2 separate regions of the Homo sapiens genome follow, and region 1 is linked to region 2. Evidence: read pairs that join two places in POLR2A ChIA-PET (ENCODE). Cell type or tissue: B cell. All regions are shown on one strand. Each heading gives the region's core, and the rest is flanking DNA. Links, peaks and the distances in the headings are about the cores only. Region 1 overlaps CFAP251 (cilia and flagella associated protein 251). Region 2 overlaps PSMD9 (proteasome 26S subunit, non-ATPase 9).

Region 1 (8,930 bases), core at 1,853-5,852, 66 kb after region 2:
AAAAAAAGGAAGAGTAAGACAGCTCTCTGTGTAATGACGTGGAAATATCTCAAAGATGTAAAATGAGATAAAGCAAATTACCAATGAAGCATGAATAGCATAATTCTATTTTTATATAAAATTATAATTACAAAAGAAATTCTTGAGTCATATACACCAAATTATTACTCATGATTATCTTGGGATAGGGTGCAGCAATGTGGAGATATAGATTTTCTCCTTCTTCTTCTTCTTTTTTTTTTTTTTTTTGAGGCAGGGTCTCACTCTGTTGCCCAGGCTGGAGTGCAGTGGCATGATCTCAGCTCACTGCAGCCTCGACCTCCCAGGCTCAAACAATGCTCCCACCTTAGCCTCAGGCCACCAAGCCAGGCTAATTTTTCATAGAGACAGGAAACTACTATGTTGCCCAGGCTGGACTCGAACTCCTAACCCCAAGCAATCCTCCCACCTTAGCCTCCCAAAGTGCTGGGATTATGGGAATGAGCCACTGCGTTCTGCCCATGACCAGAGTCTTAAAACCTATGTTGAGATTTATGGAATTTTAAAAACTCTTCCCTTCCCTCCCCTCCCCTCCCCTCCCCTTCCCTCCCCTCCCCTCCCCTCTCCTTCCCTCCCCTTCCCTCCCCTCCCCTTCCCTCCCCTCCCCTCCCCTTCCCTCCCCTCCCCCTCCCCCTCCCCTTCTTCTTCCTTTCGATGGAGTCTTGCTCTGTCACCCAGGATGGAGTGCAGTAGCGTGATTTCACCTCATTACAACCTCCACCTCCTAGGTTCAAGCGATTCTCATGCCTCAGCCTCCTGAGTAGCTGGGACTACAGGCGCGCACCACTATGCCTGGCTAATTTTTTTTTTTTTTTTTTTTTTTTAGTAGAGGTGGTGTTTCACCATGTTGGCCAGGCTGGTCTTGAAACTCCTGACCTCAGTTGATCCACCTGCCTCGGCCTCCCAAAGTACTGGGATTACAGGCGTGAGCCACCATGCCCCATCCATGACCAAAGAGTCTTTTTTTTTTTTTTTTGAGATGGAGTCTCACTTTGTCACCTAGGCTGGAGTACAGTGGCGTAATCTCAGCTCACTGCAGCCTCCACCTCCCAGTTTCAAGCGATTCTCCTGCCTCAGCCTCCTGAGTAGCTGGGATTGCAGGCACCTGCCACCACGCCTGGCTAATTTTTGTATTTTTAGTAGAGACGGGGTTTCACCATATTGGCCAGGCTGGTCTCAAACTCCTGACCTTGTGATCCGCCTGCCTTGGCCTCCCGAAGTGCTGGGATTACAGGTGTGAGCCACTGCGCCTGGCCCGACCAAAGAATCTTAAAACCTATGTTGAGATTTGTGGAATTTTAAAAACTCTTTCTCTTTTTGCCTTCAGAAAGACGCTTCTGGGGCCAGCTTATGGTTCCCCTATTGAGCAGACACAAGTCCTCCCAGTGAGAAGCATGGCGGAGCTACAGAAACGCTACTTGGTGTTTATTAACAGAGACAAGGTAACAGCGCTCTCTTCTCCAGTTCTGGGAGTTGACTCTGTGTGTCATGAGCAGCAGTCATTACTGAAGATCACGAGACTCAGAGAGTTCTGGGTTTACAGCCAAGCCCAACTGCTTCCACCCCAGTCAGCTGTGATACTGAAAATTGCCCTTGATGAGTTAGGAAGACTCTTGGGAGACATTTCTGAGCAGAGTTACTGCATTTTCTATATTCCCAGTGAAGATACATGGGCCACCAAAGGATTTTTCCTTCTTATTTATTTACATGGAAAAACTCTTGTAAAAATATGCAAATTAGTTACACTTTGTTGTACATTTAATGAATAATCTGCGTTGAAAAGTGTAAAGTCGGGCCAGGTGAGGTGGCTCACGCCTGTAATCCCAGCACTTTGGGAGGCCAAGGCGGGTGGATCACGAGGTCAGGAGATGGAGACCATCCTGGCTAACACGGTGAAACCCCGTCTCTACTAAAAATACAAAAAATGAGCCGGGCGTGGTGGTGGGCGCCTGTAGTCCCAGCTACTCAGGAGGCTGAGGCAGGAGAATGGCATGAACCCGGGAGGCGGAGTTTGCAGTAAGCCGAGATCGCGCCACTGCAGTCCAGCCTGGACGACAGAGTGAGACTCCGTCAAAAAAAAGAAAAGTGTAAAGTCATAGGTTGTGAGATGTATTCTGGAAAACCCTGGACAACTGACCATGAAGGCAGGGAGGAAAGCTTCCCTTCTGTGTACCTGTTAGAGCTGTGCAAGGGGCCCCCTACCAGGGCTGGTGTGTGTGGATGCCCAGCTACATTAAATGTGGCTCTCACACTCAGAGATGGGTCCAGACACACAGGTCCTTCTGGCACACAGATCTGGAGGTGACATGTGAACGTGCCAGGCCTCTCTCGGGCCCAGCTACCTGAGTCTGAATATCCAATTATGTGTTCCTTTCTAGGTGGGACTTCAGATCTTACCAGTTGACGGCAATCCACATAAGACATCTGCTATTGTTTGCCACCCGAACGGGGTGGCCGGCATGGCCGTTTCCTATGATGGCTGCTACGCCTTCACTGCGGGAGGGCACGATCGCTCGGTGGTGCAGTGGAAAATCACCTTAAGGTACACGATGGGGCGAGAAGGAAGGTATCAAGTGTAAACTCCTTTTCACTCAGCAACAGTGATAGACACTGAACCCTACTGCGTGCCAGGCACTGTGCTAGGATGTCACAGGGCCTGGCCTTCAGGTTGCTCCCCGGTGGCATTGCTCACATTACTCTGCAGACAGGAGTTGCTGTCCTGTCCCATGGACCAATGGTGTTTGCAGTTCAGGCGATGTGACAGCACCTTGGGCTCACCCCTGCTCCCTAAAATGCTTCTCCCTCTGCTCCACATATCCACACCTGCTAGAAAGATCTAGGCCGACCCTCCAAAGCATATACTACGGAAATAGTAAGAGGATCATTTCAAGTGGTATTTTCGGCTCCTCTTCTCACCCTCCCTGCCCTGAATGGAGAACCTCTGCCTGAGGCGAGGCTGGAGAATTCTAGAGTTGAACATTGGAGAGTATGTGGACTTTGAGGTGAAAGGGATAATATGAGTTTGAATATGGGCCCACCCTCTACTGGCTATGGGGCCTAGGGCAAGCTTCTTAACGTCCCTGATCTTTAGATTCCTTGCATGCAAAATGAGGGTGATAGCATGTGAAATGGGGGTGATAATAGGAACTTCTGTAGGATCCCTGTAAAGATCAGGTAGTTTAATAGGGGAAAAGCACCTAGTACAGAGCAAAGTACTCGGCAAGTGAATGATTTCCTTTCGTCTCTTCTTCCTGTAAGGGCATTTGCTTATGAGCTCAGAATCTTCCCTAATAAAGAGGGGACAAGCACCCACACTGTCCTCTCATCTACCCAAATCCGGCATGCTGCCGCAGGGCAGAGTCAACCATGTGGCAGCCGGTTCCTGTTCCTGACCACTTCTCCAAGCCCCTGCGCTGCCTGTGGCTCGGCTGGGCCTCTCTCGGTAGTGTGACGTTGAGGAGCAAAAACAGCTCAGAGGCACCTTCCTTCCTCGGAAAACAAACCTGATTCCTGGCTGCCAGCACAGTGTACCCCCTGCCATCTGCCAAATGCACATCTTTCTTTTTATGGCAGATATTGAAGCTTCTACTCTTAACCTGAATATGAGCAAAAATAGCCGGTTAAATCTGCTTTGGAACCACGGTGGTTTGAGATTGCACTTGCAGCTCTGACTTCCACCCCACCTTCACCTGAGAGAGCAGATCTTGGGAACTTGAGGATTTAGGAGCTGGAGGTGAACTCTCCTATTGAAAAGGGATCATGGCCTCAGAATGGCTGCCTGGTTCCTTGCTCCCTGGCTTGTTGCCTGGAACCATGGGGGCAAGCCACACCCTGTGGGGACAAGCAGAACCTTCCCTTCTATTTGTTGTTGTTGTTGAGACAGGGTCTGGCTCAGTCGCTCAGGCTGTAGTACAGAGGTGTGATCATGGCTCACTGCAGCCTCGAACTCCTGGGCTCAAACAATTCTCCTGCCTCAGCCTCCTGAGTAGCTGGGACCACAGGCATATGCCAATGTGCCTGGCTAACTTTAAAAAAATTTTTTTTGTCGATACAGAGTCACACCAAGCCTAGGCTGGTCTTGAACTCATGGGCTCAAGCCTTGGGCACCTAAAGTGTTGGGATTACAGATGTGAGCCACTGCACCCAGCTAGAACCTTCCTTCTGAAATGTTTGTCTTCTTCTCAGTCGTCGTGGGATCTGGAATGGTAGAAATTTAAGAAGAAGAAAAAAAGGCCTCTGCTTTCCAATAGCTTTCGCCTGGCCAGAGTCCAGGCTTCTGAGAATTTCAATTTAATCTGTGGTGGGGACAAAGGATCATTATAAACTAATTATCACTTCATTGCTGCTTCTGGTGACTTAATATGATCAGCACTTCACTAATGGAGAGAAATGTAAAAAACCTAAACAAGTAAACAAACAGAATTTCCTACTAGAGTTACTGATGATGAGTTGTAGGGGAGATAAAGATGATAAATCCCCTCACATTCGATCATTTCAGTCAGTGCACCCCTTGGCCCCAACTGCTACCATCACAGTCTATGGCGCTTCTGCCCCGGGAGAGCCCCTTCCATCCCCTCTCTCAGGGTTCATTCCGCACGCCCCTTCTTCTCCTGCTCCGTGCTAGCATGCACCCTTTCTCTTCTCCTTGTCTGGCATCTGTTTCCAAATCCTGCATTACTTTTTTGTGCTCATCCTCCCTGCCTCCTGTCATCCTGCTGCCCTGCTCAGCCAAGAGCAGAGAGACCCCGATTCGAATCCTAGCTAATCACTACCTGCTTGCTGGATGACGCCAGGCAAGTCCCTTCACTTCTCGGAGCCTCAGTTCCTCCAACTCTTAAATGGGACTGCTACCACCAAGTTCAGACCATTCCTCCTCCTCCTCATCCAGGGAGCGTTTACAGAGCACCTACTGTGTGCTTGCCACAGGGCTGAGCTTTAGCTCCTTTCCAGAAGTACTGTATGGATTGCTGGGTACAGAGCAGGTTTTCAATAAGTGTCATTTCCCTTTTGTGCCCTAATGACCTCTTTTCTGTTGCAAGTGTTAGAAACACAATTTAGGCAAAAGGGAATGTATGAGAAGGTCGTTGGGATCGCATGTAGCTACACCACAAGAAGGTCACGGACAGCGGCACACTTGGTGCTCACAGCACTTGCTGTCTACTTGGCCCTGCTGTTGGCTTCATTCTCTGCAGAACTGGGTTTCCTTACTCAGCAGGAAGATGGCTGCTGACAGTTCCCAAATTTCACAAATTATAGCTCTCACCACAGAGAGAGGGAGTCTCTTTCCCAGCTTGTGTTGGAGAAATGCCAGTACAGCCCCCTGGCCCCTCTGGGGTCAGTTGACGGTGGCCAGGAGGTAGGGGATGTAGGGGAGCTCTGAACACCAGAGCCGGGAGCTGCAGGCTGTTCTCAGAGGACCAGGTGCTCTTGCTAGCCTTTCCCCTCAGGGGCTCCTGCTGGGGACAGGCTCCTCTGTGTCACTTCTGGCCTTTACCTGGCTCTGCTCCAGAGCCACATGGCTAAAAGTGGCCTTGCTGCTCACTGAGCTTGTTGGGATTGGGCCTGGGCCTGGCCTGGAGGCCACAGAGAGGGAGCCCTCTCAGCTGGACACTTGCCTCCATGGCAAGTGCTGAGAAGTGGGGAAGACCCTTGCTGGAGGGGCCCTTGCTGGAGGGTCTTGCTGGAGGGGCCCTCAGGCACCCCTGGAGAATACCCAGGTTCCTCAGACCTTAAGCCAGTCCGTGGGCTTGTGCATGCCTCAGTGAGAGGACCCAGGACAGTGCATGGCAGACTCTTCCTAAGAAAGGTGTAGGAGTGTGCTGATACCCATTTCCATGGCCGTAATAATCCCAACCACTTGTGCTGAGTTTTCTCAGGGCCGGGGCCTGCACTGAGTGAGTTCCATGTATCATCTGATTTCATCCTGACAGCCATCCTGGGAGCCAGGCACCAATATTATCCCCATCAGACACATCAAGAAGCTAACTCCAAGGGGTCTGATGACTGCCCAAGCAATGGAGGAGGCAGTGGAGCTGGGATTCACAGCCAGGGCTTTCTAAGTCCACCCCACACCTTAACAAACATTCATTACAGGAGGAAAATAAAGGACTTTTGTCTCCAATCTTTGTGATATGGTTTGGCTCTGTGTTCCTACCCAAATCTCATCTTGAATTGTACTCCGATAATTCCCGTGTATGGTGGGAGGGACCTGGTGGGAGATGGTTGGATGGTGGGGGAGCAGGGGGTGGTTTCCCCCATGTTGTTCTCGTGGTAGTGAATAAGTCTCACAAGATCTGATGGTTTGATAAGGGGAAACCTGTTTCACTTGGCTCTCATTCTCTCTTGCCACTGCCATGTGAGACGTGCCTTTCACCTTCCGCCATGATTGTGAGGCCTCCCCAGCCACATGAAACTGTAACAATAAACCTCTTTCTTTTGTAAATTGTGCAGTCTCAGTTATGTCTTTATCAGCAGCATGAAAATGGACTAATATAGTACATTGGTACCAGTAGAATGGGGCACTGCTGAAAAGATATCTGAAAATGTCAAAGTGACTTTGGAACTGGGTAACAGGCAGAGGTTGGAACAGTTTGGAGGGCTCAGAAGAAGACAGGAAGATGTGGGAAGGTTTGGAACTTCCTAGAGACTTGTTGAATGGCTTTAGCCAAAAGCCTGATAGTGATATGGACAATAAGGTTCAGGCTGAGGTGGTCTCAGATGGAGATGAGGAACTTGTTGGGAACTGGAGCAAAAGTGATTCTGTTATGTTTTAGCAAAGAGACTGGTGGCATTTTGCCCCTGCCCTAGAGATTTGTGGAACTTTGAACTTGAGAGAGATGATTTAAGATATCTGGTAGAGTAATTTTTTTTTTTTTTTTGAGATGGAGTCTCACTCTTGTCACCCAGGCTGGAGTGCAATGGCACGATCTTGGCTCACTGCAACCTCCACCTCCCGGGTTCAAGTGATTCTCCTGCCTCAGCCTCCTGAGTAGCTGGGACCACAGGTGTGTGCCACCATGCCTGGCTAATTTTTTGTATTTTTAGTAGAGAAAGGGTTTCACCGTGTTAGCCAGGATGGTCTTGATCTCCTGACCTCGTGATCCACCTGCCTCGGCCTCCCAAAGTGCTGGGATTACAGGCATGAGCTACCGCGCCTGGCCTCTGGCGGAAGAAATTTCTAAGCAGCAAAGCATTCGAGAGGTGACTTGGGTGCTGTTAAAGGCATTCAGTTTTATAAAGAAAGCAGAGCATAAAAGTTTGGAAAATTTGCAGCCTGACTATGTGATAGAAAAGAAAAACCCATTTTCTGAGGAGAAATTCAACCCAACTGTAGAAAGTTGCCTATGTAACCAATAGCTGAATGTTAATCTGCAAGACAATGGGGAAAATGTCTCCAGGGCATGTCAGACATCTTCTTGGCAGCCCCTCCCATCACAGTCCTGGAGGCCTAGGAGAAAATGGTTTCTTGGGACAAGCCCAGGATCCTCATGCTGTGTGCTGCCTAGGGACTTGGTGCCCGGCATCCCAGCCACTCCAGTCATGGCTGAAAGGGGCCAACATAGAGCTCAGGCTGTGGCTTCAGAGGGTGGAAGCCCCAAGCCTTGGCAGCTTTCATGACGTGTTGAGCCTGCCAGTCCACAGAAGTCAAGAATTGGGGTTTGGGAACCTCTGCCTAGATTTCAGAAGGTGTATGGAAACACCTTGATGCCCAGGCAGAAGTTTGTTGCAGGGGCGGGGCCCTCATGGAGCACCTCTGCTAGAGCAGTGTGGAAGGGAAATGTGGGGTCAGAGCCCCCACACAGAGTCTCTACTGGGGCACTGCCTAGTGGAGCTGTGAGAAGAGGGCCACCATCCTCCAGACCTCAGGATGGTAGATCCACTGACAGCTTGCACTGTTTGCCTGGAAAAGCCATAGACACTAATGCCAGCCCATGAAAGCAGCCAGGAGGGAGGCTGTACCCTGTAAAGCCACAGGGATGGAGCTGCCCAAGACCATGGGAACCCACCTCTTGCATCAGCGTGACCTGGATATAAGACATGGAGTCAAAGGAGATCATTTTGGAGCTTTAAGATTTGACTGCCCTCCTGGATTTCAGACTTGCATGAGGCCTGTAGCCCCTTTGTTTCGGCCAATTCCTCCCATTTGGAATGGCCGTATTTACCCAATTTTGGTACCTCCATTCTATCTAGGAAGTAATTAACTTGCTTTTGATTTTACAGGCAGAAGGGACTTGCCTGTCTCAGATAAGACTTTGGATGTGGACTTTTGAGTTAATGTGAAATGAGTTACGATTTTGGGGGACTATTGGGAAGGCATGATTGGTTTTGAAATGTAAGGACATGAGATTTGGGAGGGGTCAGAGGCGGAATGATATGGTTTGGCTGTGTCTCCACCCAAATCTCATCTTGAATTGTACTCCCATAATTCCCATGTGTTGTGGGAGGGACCTGGTGGGAGATGGTTGGATTGTGGGGGCAGTTTCCCCCATGCTGTTCCCATGGTAGTGAATAAGTCTCATGAGATCTGATGGTTTGATAAGGGGAAACCTGATTCACTTGGTCTCTCATTCTCTCTCTTGCCACTGCCATGTGAGACATGCCTTTCACCTTGCGCCATAATTGTGAGTCCTCCCCAGCCATGTGAAACCGTAAGTCCAATAAACCTCTTTCTTTTGTAAATTGCCCAGTCTCGGGTATGTTTTTATCAGCAGCATGAAAACAGACTAGAATACCGTGTCTGCGTTTATTTATTAATTCTTACAACAATGCTGTGAGGCAGAATCGTCTCATTTTATAGTGGAGGACACTGATGCCAGGGGGGTTAAGTCACCTCCCCAGAATCACACAGCTTGCCAGGGGTAGAGCCGGGACTTGCACACATGTCCGTGTGA
Region 2 (8,930 bases), core at 2,857-6,856:
TGAATCCCTTCATGACTGAGGGTCTTGCCTTTGCTCCAAAGTGACAGTGGCAGAGGAGGCAGGTCAGGTAGTACCGCAATCCCACTGACAGGCACAAGGTATCAAAATACCAGCTGCTGTGCTGGCGTGGCCTGCAGATTGCCATGGTGGTTCACAACATTTTGAATTAGCTATCTGTACTGAAAAATCAGAGAATTTCACTTCAAAGATCCCAATTTTCAGCTTTTCTGGAAAAATCAAAGATTTTGTAGCATTGGGTCTTCCTCCCAAACCCAGCCAATTGGCAAGAGCCCTGTAGCAGGGGTGCCCTTTGGCCACCTCCCTGTGGACTCCCTCTCCTGGACTGAATGTCTCCAGGATTACTAGGCTTATGCAGCACTTTTTTTTTTTTTTTTTGAGACGAATTCTTGCTTTGTCGCCAGGCTGGAGGGCAGTGGTGCGATCTCGGCTCACTGCAACCTCCACCTCCTGGGTTCAAGTAATTCTCCTGCTTCAGCCTCCCAAGTAGCTGGGATTACAGGCACCCGCCACCACGCCCAGCTAATTTTTGTTTTTGTTTTGTTTTGTTTTGTTTTTGAGACGGAGTCTTGCTCTGTTGCCCAGGCTAGAGTGCAGTGGCGCGATCTCGGCTCACTGCAATCTCCGCCTCCCTGGTTCACGCCAATCTCCTGCCTCAGCCTCCCGAGTAGCTGGGACTACAGGCGCCTGCCATCATGCCCGGCTAATTTTTGTATTTTTAGTAGAGACGGGGTTTCACCGTGTTAGCCAGGATGGTCTCCATCTCCTGACCTCGTGATCCGGCCACCTTGACTTCCCAAAGTTCTGGGATTACAGGCCTGAGCCACCACGCTCGGCCTAATTTTTGTATTTTTTAGTAGAGACGGGGTTTCACCATGTTGGCAAGGTGGTCGCGATCTCTTGACCTCGTGATCTGCCTGCCTCGGCCTCCCACAGTGCTGGGATTACAGGCGTGAGCCTCTGTGCCCGGCTTATGCAGCATTTTTCCTTCTAGAGGATTTCAGAGAAAAGTGAAATCTTGATTACACCCAGCCTGAGTCATTCATTCACATGATCACAGCGCTGGCCCCTCATACATATGCCTTTGAGTTCATGGCTGTGGATTCAGCTGGTTGTTACCTTCCTTCTGCTCACCTCTCAGGGCTCACCCGAGACAGCACTGCCTTCAGGAAGCCTTCCCTCATATCCTAGACTAGCGAGGGCAGACTTTGCTGCTGGCCAGGCCTCCCTGCAGTCATCAGATGTTATTGTAATTACTTATTCTGGAGCTGCTCCTTGCAGGACTGAATGCTCCATGAGGGAATGTCCTCTGTCTTGGTCAGAGACTCCTTCTCACCTCTAGCTCCACATCTGGCATGTAATAAGCACTTGTTAACTCTTCAGTGAATAAATGTAGGAGTCTTGTGTCCTCCACTGTCTTCCTTGGCCCCTGATGTGTGGTTCTCATCCCAGGCCTGCAGAATGATCACAAGGCAGTGATGAAGCAGGTGGAGGAGGCCCTGCACCAGCTGCACGCTCGCGACAAGGAGAAGCAGGCCCGGGACATGGCTGAGGCCCACAAAGAGGCCATGAGCCGCAAACTGGGTCAGAGTGAGAGCCAGGGCCCTCCACGGGCCTTCGCCAAAGTGAACAGCATCAGCCCCGGCTCCCCAGCCAGCATCGCGGTAATCCAGGGGTTGGCCACTCAAGTCCATGCCCAGGGGACACGGTGGGTCAGGTAGCCTTCGGGGATGTGGAAAGACAGACTAGTTCTCTCCGTGCTGCGGTGCTGAGTTCAGTTACTCATTTAACAAACACTGACTGAGGCCTGTCGTGTATCCAGCCCTGTGCTGGGGGCAGAGTTTTAGAGAGGGGTCAGCCCCGGCTGCCCACTACATTGGTGGGGGAGTGACCTCTTCCCAGTGACAGAAGATGATAAATGTCCCAAGAGAGGGAGAGGATCTCTTCTTGGGGCTCATTTTAGCTGGGCACTGAATGATGAAAATGAGAATGGCATCTTGCCAAATGAGTTATGCATCTTATGTGGTGTCTTAAAAAAAACATTAGGCTGGGCACAGTGGCTCATGCGTGTAATCCCAGCACTTGAGAAGGCTGAGGCGACTTGGAAAGCTGAGATGGGAGGATCACTTGGGCTCAGGAAGTCGAAGTTGCAGTGAGCTGTGACTGTGCCACTGCACTCCAGCCTGGGTGACAGAGTGAGACCTTGTCTTAAAAAAAATTTTTTTTTGACCGGGAGCATTGGCTCACGCCTGTAATCCCAGCATGTTGGGAGGCCGAGGCCAGTGGATCACTTGAGGTCAGGAGTTCGAGACCAACCTGGCCAACATGGCGAAACCCCGTCTCTACTAAAAATACGAAAATCATGCCACTGCACTCCAGCCTGGGCAACAGAGTGAGACTCCGTCTCAAAAAAAAAAAAAAAATTTACCCATTTAAAGTCCGTATACAGTTTAGTGTCTTTTGGTGTATTCACAGAGCCATGCATTACCACAATCAATTTTCTTTCTATTTAAAAAATTTGCAGCCAGGTGCAGTGGCTCACGCCTGTAATCCCAGCACTTTGGGAGGCTTAGGTGGGCGATCACCTTATGTCAGGAGTTCAAGACCAGCCTGGCCAACATGGCGAAACCCCATCTCTACTAAAAATACAAACATTAGCCGGGTGTGGTGACATGTGCCTGTAATCCCAGCTACTCGGGAGGCTGAGGCAGGAGAATCGCCTGAACCCAGGAGGTGGAGGTTGCAGTGAGCGGAGATCGTGCCACTACACTCCAGAGCCTGGGCGACAGAGTGAGACTCTGTCTAAAAAAAAAAAAAAAAAAAAAAGGAGATGGGGTTTCGCTCTGTTGCGTAGGTTGGTCTCCATCTCCTGGGCTCAAGTGATTCTACCACCTTGGCCTCCCAAAATGCTGGGATTATAGGCATGAGCCACCATGCCCAGCCATAATCAATTTCAGAACATTGTCATTGTCTTGTAAAGAAACTCTGTAGTGATTTGCCATCACTTCCCAATCCCCCAGCTCCCCGCACCCAGTTATCTACTTTCTGTCTCTATGTATTTGTCTATTCTGGATATTTCCTATAAGTTGAATCATATAATATGTGACCTTTTATGACTGGCTTCTTTCACTTAGCAAATTTTCAAGTCATCTGTATTGAGCATGGATCAGTGCTTCATTTGTTTACAGACAGGGTCTCACTCTCTCACCCAGACTTCAGTGCCATGGTGCCATCATAGCTCACTGCAACCTCAAACTCGCAGAGTCAAGTGATCCTCCTGTCTCAGCCTCCCAAGCAGCTAGGACTGTAGGCACATGTAACCATGCCTGGTTAATTTTTTATTTCCTTTTTTTTTTAGAGATGGGTTCTCACTATGTTGCCCAGGCTGGTCTTGAACTCCTGGCCTCAAGCGATCCTTCTTCCTCGGCCTCCCAAAGTGCTAGAATTACAGGCATGAGCTGTCATGCCTGGCCCTTCATTCCTTCTTTTTTTTTTTTTTTTTTTTTTTTTTTGAGACGGAGTCTCGCTCTGTCGCCCAGGCTGGAGTGCAGTGGCACGATCTCGGCTCACTGCAAGCTCCGCCTCCCAGGTTCACGCCATTCTCCTGCCTCATCCTCCCGAGTAGCTGGGACTACAGGCGCCTGCCATCACGTCCAGCTAATTTTTATTTTTTGTATTTTTAGTAGAGACAGGGTTTCACTTTGTTAGCCAGGGTGGTCTCGATCTCCTGACCTCGTGATCCGCCCGCCTCAGCCTCCCAAAGTGCTGGGATTACAGGCGTGAGCCACTGTGCCTGGCCCTTCATTCCTTTTTATGGCCAAATAATATTCCACTGCCTGGATATATCATATTTTATTTATCCATTTGTCAGTTAATGGACATTTGAATTGTTACCACTTTTTGGCTATTACGAAGCATGTTGCTGCGAACATTCTTGTACAGTTTTTTTGTGGAGATGTAGTTAAATTTAATTCCACAGCCACTTCTGGGATAGGTCCTAATCTTTACTCATTTCATCCTCGAGGAAAAGCCTTGCAGACCTGAAGTAACTTATGTCAGGACACATAGTTCCTGCCAGGTGGAATGGGGTCCTAAACCCTGGTCAGGACACATAGTTCCTGCCAGGTGGAATGGGGTCCTAAACCCTGGTCAGGACACATAGTTCCTGCCAGGTGGAATGGGGTCCTAAACCCTGGTCCTACCAGTCTTCTTTAATGGTCACAAGTCTGTAAGTTACACAGAAGCTCCCTATCATTCACTACCCCATCTACTGCATCTAACCCAGTGCCAGTTGGCCCACAACAAATACTTGTTACAGGGGTGAATGAGTGGTGGTCTGTCTTCTTAGGACCTAGAACAAGAGCGTCACTCTAGTCTTGGATGCGCCCTGTGCCTGTGGCTGCTTGTCTGGGGGCTTCTAGGGCAAGTGTCTTGTCTAAATGTTGATCACTGAATAAAATGGGCCCAGCCTGGCTTGCCTTCTCTTACCCTTGAACCTGGGTTAGGACCGCAGAGAGCAGCATTTGGCCTTTCCCATGCTCCTCAAGGCCTTCACAGTGTCTGGTAACTGCCAGCTCTCAGACATTGGGCAGACCTGGTCATCTTTACTAGAGCTGCCCTCAAAGGAACCCCAGGAGGAGGTGGCCCCGTTACCCACTGCCCCTTCCTGCATGAGGTGTCTACATCCCTGACCTCTTTGTTCTGAGCCTACCCTGTAGAAAACAAGCTCGTGACCTTGGCATTAAATTGGGTATTGAAGGTTAGAGACCACCAGGAGCACACTGAACCTCTAGCCTGATTTTCCATTTTTCCTTCCCTCTCCAGGGTCTGCAAGTGGATGATGAGATTGTGGAGTTCGGCTCTGTGAACACCCAGAACTTCCAGTCACTGCATAACATTGGCAGTGTGGTGCAGCACAGTGAGGGGGTGAGTGGGGCTACCTGGTGTCTCGGTCTGTTTGGGTTTTTCTAACAGTATGCCATAGACTGCGTGGCTTACAAACAACAGAAGTTCATTTTTCACAGCTCTGGAGGCAGGGAAGTCCAAGATCCAGGCACCAGCCAATTTGGTGTCTGGGGAGGGCTTGCTTCCTAACTCCTAGGTGGTGCCTTCTTGCTGTGTCCTCACATGGCAGAAAGGGGAGGAACCCTGGGAGCTCTTGTATAAGGGCACTAATCCCAGTGGGGGCGCCACCCCTCATGACCTAATCACCTTGCAGAGGCCCCACCCCTAATACCATCACATTGGTGGTTAGGATTTCAACATATGAATTTCAGGGGGCCACAGACATTCAGGTCATAGCACTCGGCCTCTGGTCTATAGCCCTGGAGTTACTGGAAGTGTTGCTGAGGCCCTGGACTGCTGCCTTCATGGTGTTGCTCAGCACAGCCCCATTCAAGGACTTGGCACCTGCTATTCCTTCTGTTTAGAATGCTCTTCCTCTTCATCCTCCTTCTGTTTTACACTGGTGACATGCTCGCAGGGGGCCTTTCCTGGCTACCCTAACCCAAATTCCCCTCTCCTCTGCCCTGTCTCTGTTTTCATTTAACAAGGTTTCTTAGAGATCTTTTCTTTTTTTTTTTTTTTTTTTTAAGACAGGGTCATGCTGTGTCACCCAGGCTAGAGTGTGGTGGTGCTATCATAACTACCTCACGGCTAATTTTTTTATATTTTGTGGAGGCGGGGTCTTGCTATGTTGTCCAGGCTGGAATTTTTGTTGTTGTTTTGTAGCAAAGATCCACACTTTTCAGGAGTGATACTGTGGCAAAGCCCAGGAAAATTATTAACTAAAGTTTTTGGTTCCCAAATGAAGTCTCCAGTTAACCCAACAGTTGTGGATTTTTTGACTCCTGCTTAGCTGCACGGTTCATCTACTTGTAACCCATCAGTGCAGGCCAGGCCAGGTCAGGTCAGGAGATGGCTGGCAGTTGCCTATGCCCCTGCTAGTGGTCAGGCCATCGTTTCTGCACTGATACTGTCATCAAATCTGTAACTTGTATGGACGTTTAAAATGATGATTTTGTGAAATTTATCAGTTTTTTTGCTTATGGCTCTTGCATTTTGTGTCCATTTAAAGAAATTCTTTTTTTTTTTTTTAATTAAGAAATTCTTGGCTGGGCGTGGTGGCTCACTCCTGTAATCCCAGCACTTTAGGAGGGCGAGGTGGGTGGATCACGAAGTCAGGAGTTGGAGACCATCCTGGCTAACACGGTGAAACCCCGTCTCTACTAAAAATACAAAAAATTAGCCGGGTGTGGTGGCACACACTTGTAGTCCCAGTTACTTGGGAGACTGAGGAAGGAGAATCGCTTGAACCCAGGAGGCAGAGCTTGCAGTGAGCCGAGATCGCGCCATTGCACTCCAGCCTAGGCGACAGAGCAAGACTCTGTCTCAAAAAAAGAAATTCTTTTAATTCTTTTATTGTTTTATTTCTGTTTTTCCTTTAGTCCATCTGAAATTTATTATTATTATTATTATTATTATTATTATTATTTGAGATGGAGTCTCGCTCTGTCACCCAGGCTGGAGTGCAGTGGTGCGATCTTGGCTCACTGCAACCTCCGCCTCCCAGGTTCAAGTGATTCTCCTGCCTCAGCCTCCTGAGTAGCTGGGATTACAGGCGCCCACCACCATGCCTGGCTAATTTTTGTATTTTTAGTAGAGATGGGGTTTCGCTATGTTGGCCAGGCTGGTCTCAAACTGGCCTCCCAAAGTGCTGGGACTACAGATGTGAGCCACTGCGCCTGGTCTATTTTTATTATTTTTACAACAGTTTTATTGAGATTTAATGCACATACTACACAGTTCACCCATTTAAAGTGGTTTTTAGTGTAGTCACAGAATTATGCAGCCATCACAATTGTACATTTTCATCACTTCTCCTCCTGAGGCAGCCACTTTCCAGCCACATGTCCTTCAGAAAGACTGCTCATATACCAGCACACAGAGCTGCCAGTTGATTTTATTTTATTAAGGTGTAATTTACCTGCACCAGATCCACCTTTTTCAGTGTACAGTCCCATGAGTTTTCTTCTTTTTCTTTTCTTTTTTTTTTTTTAGATGGAGTCTTGCTCTGTCGCCCAGGCTGGAGTGCAGTGGTGCAGTCTCGGGGGGGCTACTGCAAGCTCTGCCTCCCAGGTTCACGCCATTCTCCTGCCTCAGCCTCCCGAGTAGCTGGGACTACAGGCATGTGCCACCATGCCCAGCTAATTTTTTTGTATTTTTAGTAGAGATGGGGTTTCACTGTGTTAGCCAGGATGGTCTCGATCTCCTGACCTCGTGATCCACCTGCCTTGGCCTCCCAAAGTGCTGGGATTACAGGTGTGAGCCACCACACCCAGCCGAGTTTTCTTTTTTTTTTCTTTAAGATGGAGTTTTGCTCTTTTGCCCAGTCTGGAGTGCAGTGGCACGATCTCGGCTCACTGCAACCTCTGCCTCCCAGGTTCAAGCGATTCTCCAGCCTCAGTCTCCCAAGTAGCTGGGATTATAGGTGCCCACCACCACGCCCAGCTAATTTTTTTTTGTATTTTTAGTAGAGACAGGGTTTCAGCATGTTGGCCAGGCTGGTCTCAAACTCCTAACCTCAGGTGATCCACCCACCTCAGCCTCCCAAAGTTCTGGGATTACAGGAGTGAGCCACTGTGGCCTGCCATTCCCGTGAGTTTTCACAAATGTATGTAGTATGTCATTGCCACCACGATGAAGGTCAAGAGCATTCCAACACCCCATAAAATTGCCTCAGGCTTCTTTGTAGTTAATCCCTCACCGTCAACTTCCAGAATGTCATAGAGAGAAAAACCACACAATATATTGCCTTTTGAGTCTGGTGTTCTTCACTCAGCCCAGTGGATTCTGAGACTTCTGTCTGTTGTGTGGATCTGTGAGAAGAGCTGCTGGTTTTTAATCTGTTTTATCCAGTTAAATGTATTCTCAGCTTCCGTGTAGGCTTATAAATCCTTCTTTATAAAAGTAGTGATTCAATTTTAAGCAAAATGAATCTTTTCTTCATGTGAAATTTCACGGGGAATTCCAAGATGTCACTGGATAAAGGCTGAGCTGTCTTGGTGGGCTGGAGGATGGAGAAGGTCGTGTGTTGTGAGTAGGGCCTTTCTGGCTTCAGCCTCATCCCCTCAGGGGACCTGAGCTCAGCTGGAGAATCAAGAATCCGGGTTTGGTTGTCTGTTTTGTGAGTCAAGAAAAAAAACCTTGCATAGCACAGTGGCTCACACCTGTAATCCCAGCACTTTGGGAGGCTGAGGCGGGTGGATCACCTGAGGTCAGGAGTTCAAGACCAGCCTGGCCAACATGGTGAAACCCCATCTCTACTAAAAATAAGAAATTAGGCCTGGCACGGTGGCTCACACCTGTAATCCCAGCACTTTAAGAGGCCAAAGTGGGCAGATCACAAGGTCAAGAGATCGAGACCATCCTGCCCAACATGGTGAAAACCGGTCTCTACTAAAAATACAAAAAAAAAAAAAAAATTATCTGGGTGTGGTGGTGTGTGCCTGTAGTCCCAGCTACTTGGGCTGCTGAGGCAGGAGAATCACTTGAACCTCGGAGGCAGAGGTTGCAGTGAACCAAGATCACGCCACTGCACTCCAGCCTGGGCCGCACAGCGAGACTCTCCCATCTCAAAAAAAAAAAAATTAGGTGTGGTGGTACTCTCCAGCTACTTGGGAGGCCGAGGCAGGAGAATTGCTTGAACCCGGGAGGCAGAGGTTGCAGTGAGCTTAGATCATGCCACTGCACCCTAGCCTGGGCGACAGAGTGAGGCTCTGTGTCAAAAAAAAAAAAAAAACCAAAAAACTCACAGTGTTCTATTGTGAGACATTTAGATAGTTTGCCATTTTGTGGAGATTAACACTCTTGCAGATGGATTTCTATTTCTTTTTTTATTTTTTTTGAGACGA

What was found. Peaks named below come from ENCODE experiments on the same cell type or tissue, not always from the same donor. Only the 100,000 strongest peaks of a DNase experiment are listed, where the experiment ranks them.
Region 1: POLR2A ChIA-PET joins it to region 2 with 6 read pairs; 6 of 35 experiments call an interaction of 5 or more read pairs at or near these places.

Annotation. Positions count from the first base shown.
Region 1 is chr12:121,965,589-121,974,518 of GRCh38, forward strand. It overlaps CFAP251 (cilia and flagella associated protein 251), which reads left to right. Exons shown (of 22, transcript NM_144668.6): 16 at 1,367-1,481; 17 at 2,418-2,581. Among named protein-coding and RNA genes, the nearest start is that of CFAP251, 51 kb to the left of the region's middle. RefSeq lists an enhancer at 5,573-6,072. In B cell, for the core only: no CTCF peak of the experiment used is centred there; a DNase peak (open chromatin) is centred at 3,383.
Region 2 is chr12:121,898,164-121,907,093 of GRCh38, forward strand. It overlaps PSMD9 (proteasome 26S subunit, non-ATPase 9), which reads left to right. Exons shown (of 6, transcript NM_002813.7): 3 at 1,471-1,682; 4 at 4,843-4,944. Among named protein-coding and RNA genes, the nearest start is that of PSMD9, 14 kb to the left of the region's middle. In B cell, for the core only: no CTCF peak of the experiment used is centred there; no DNase peak of the experiment used is centred there.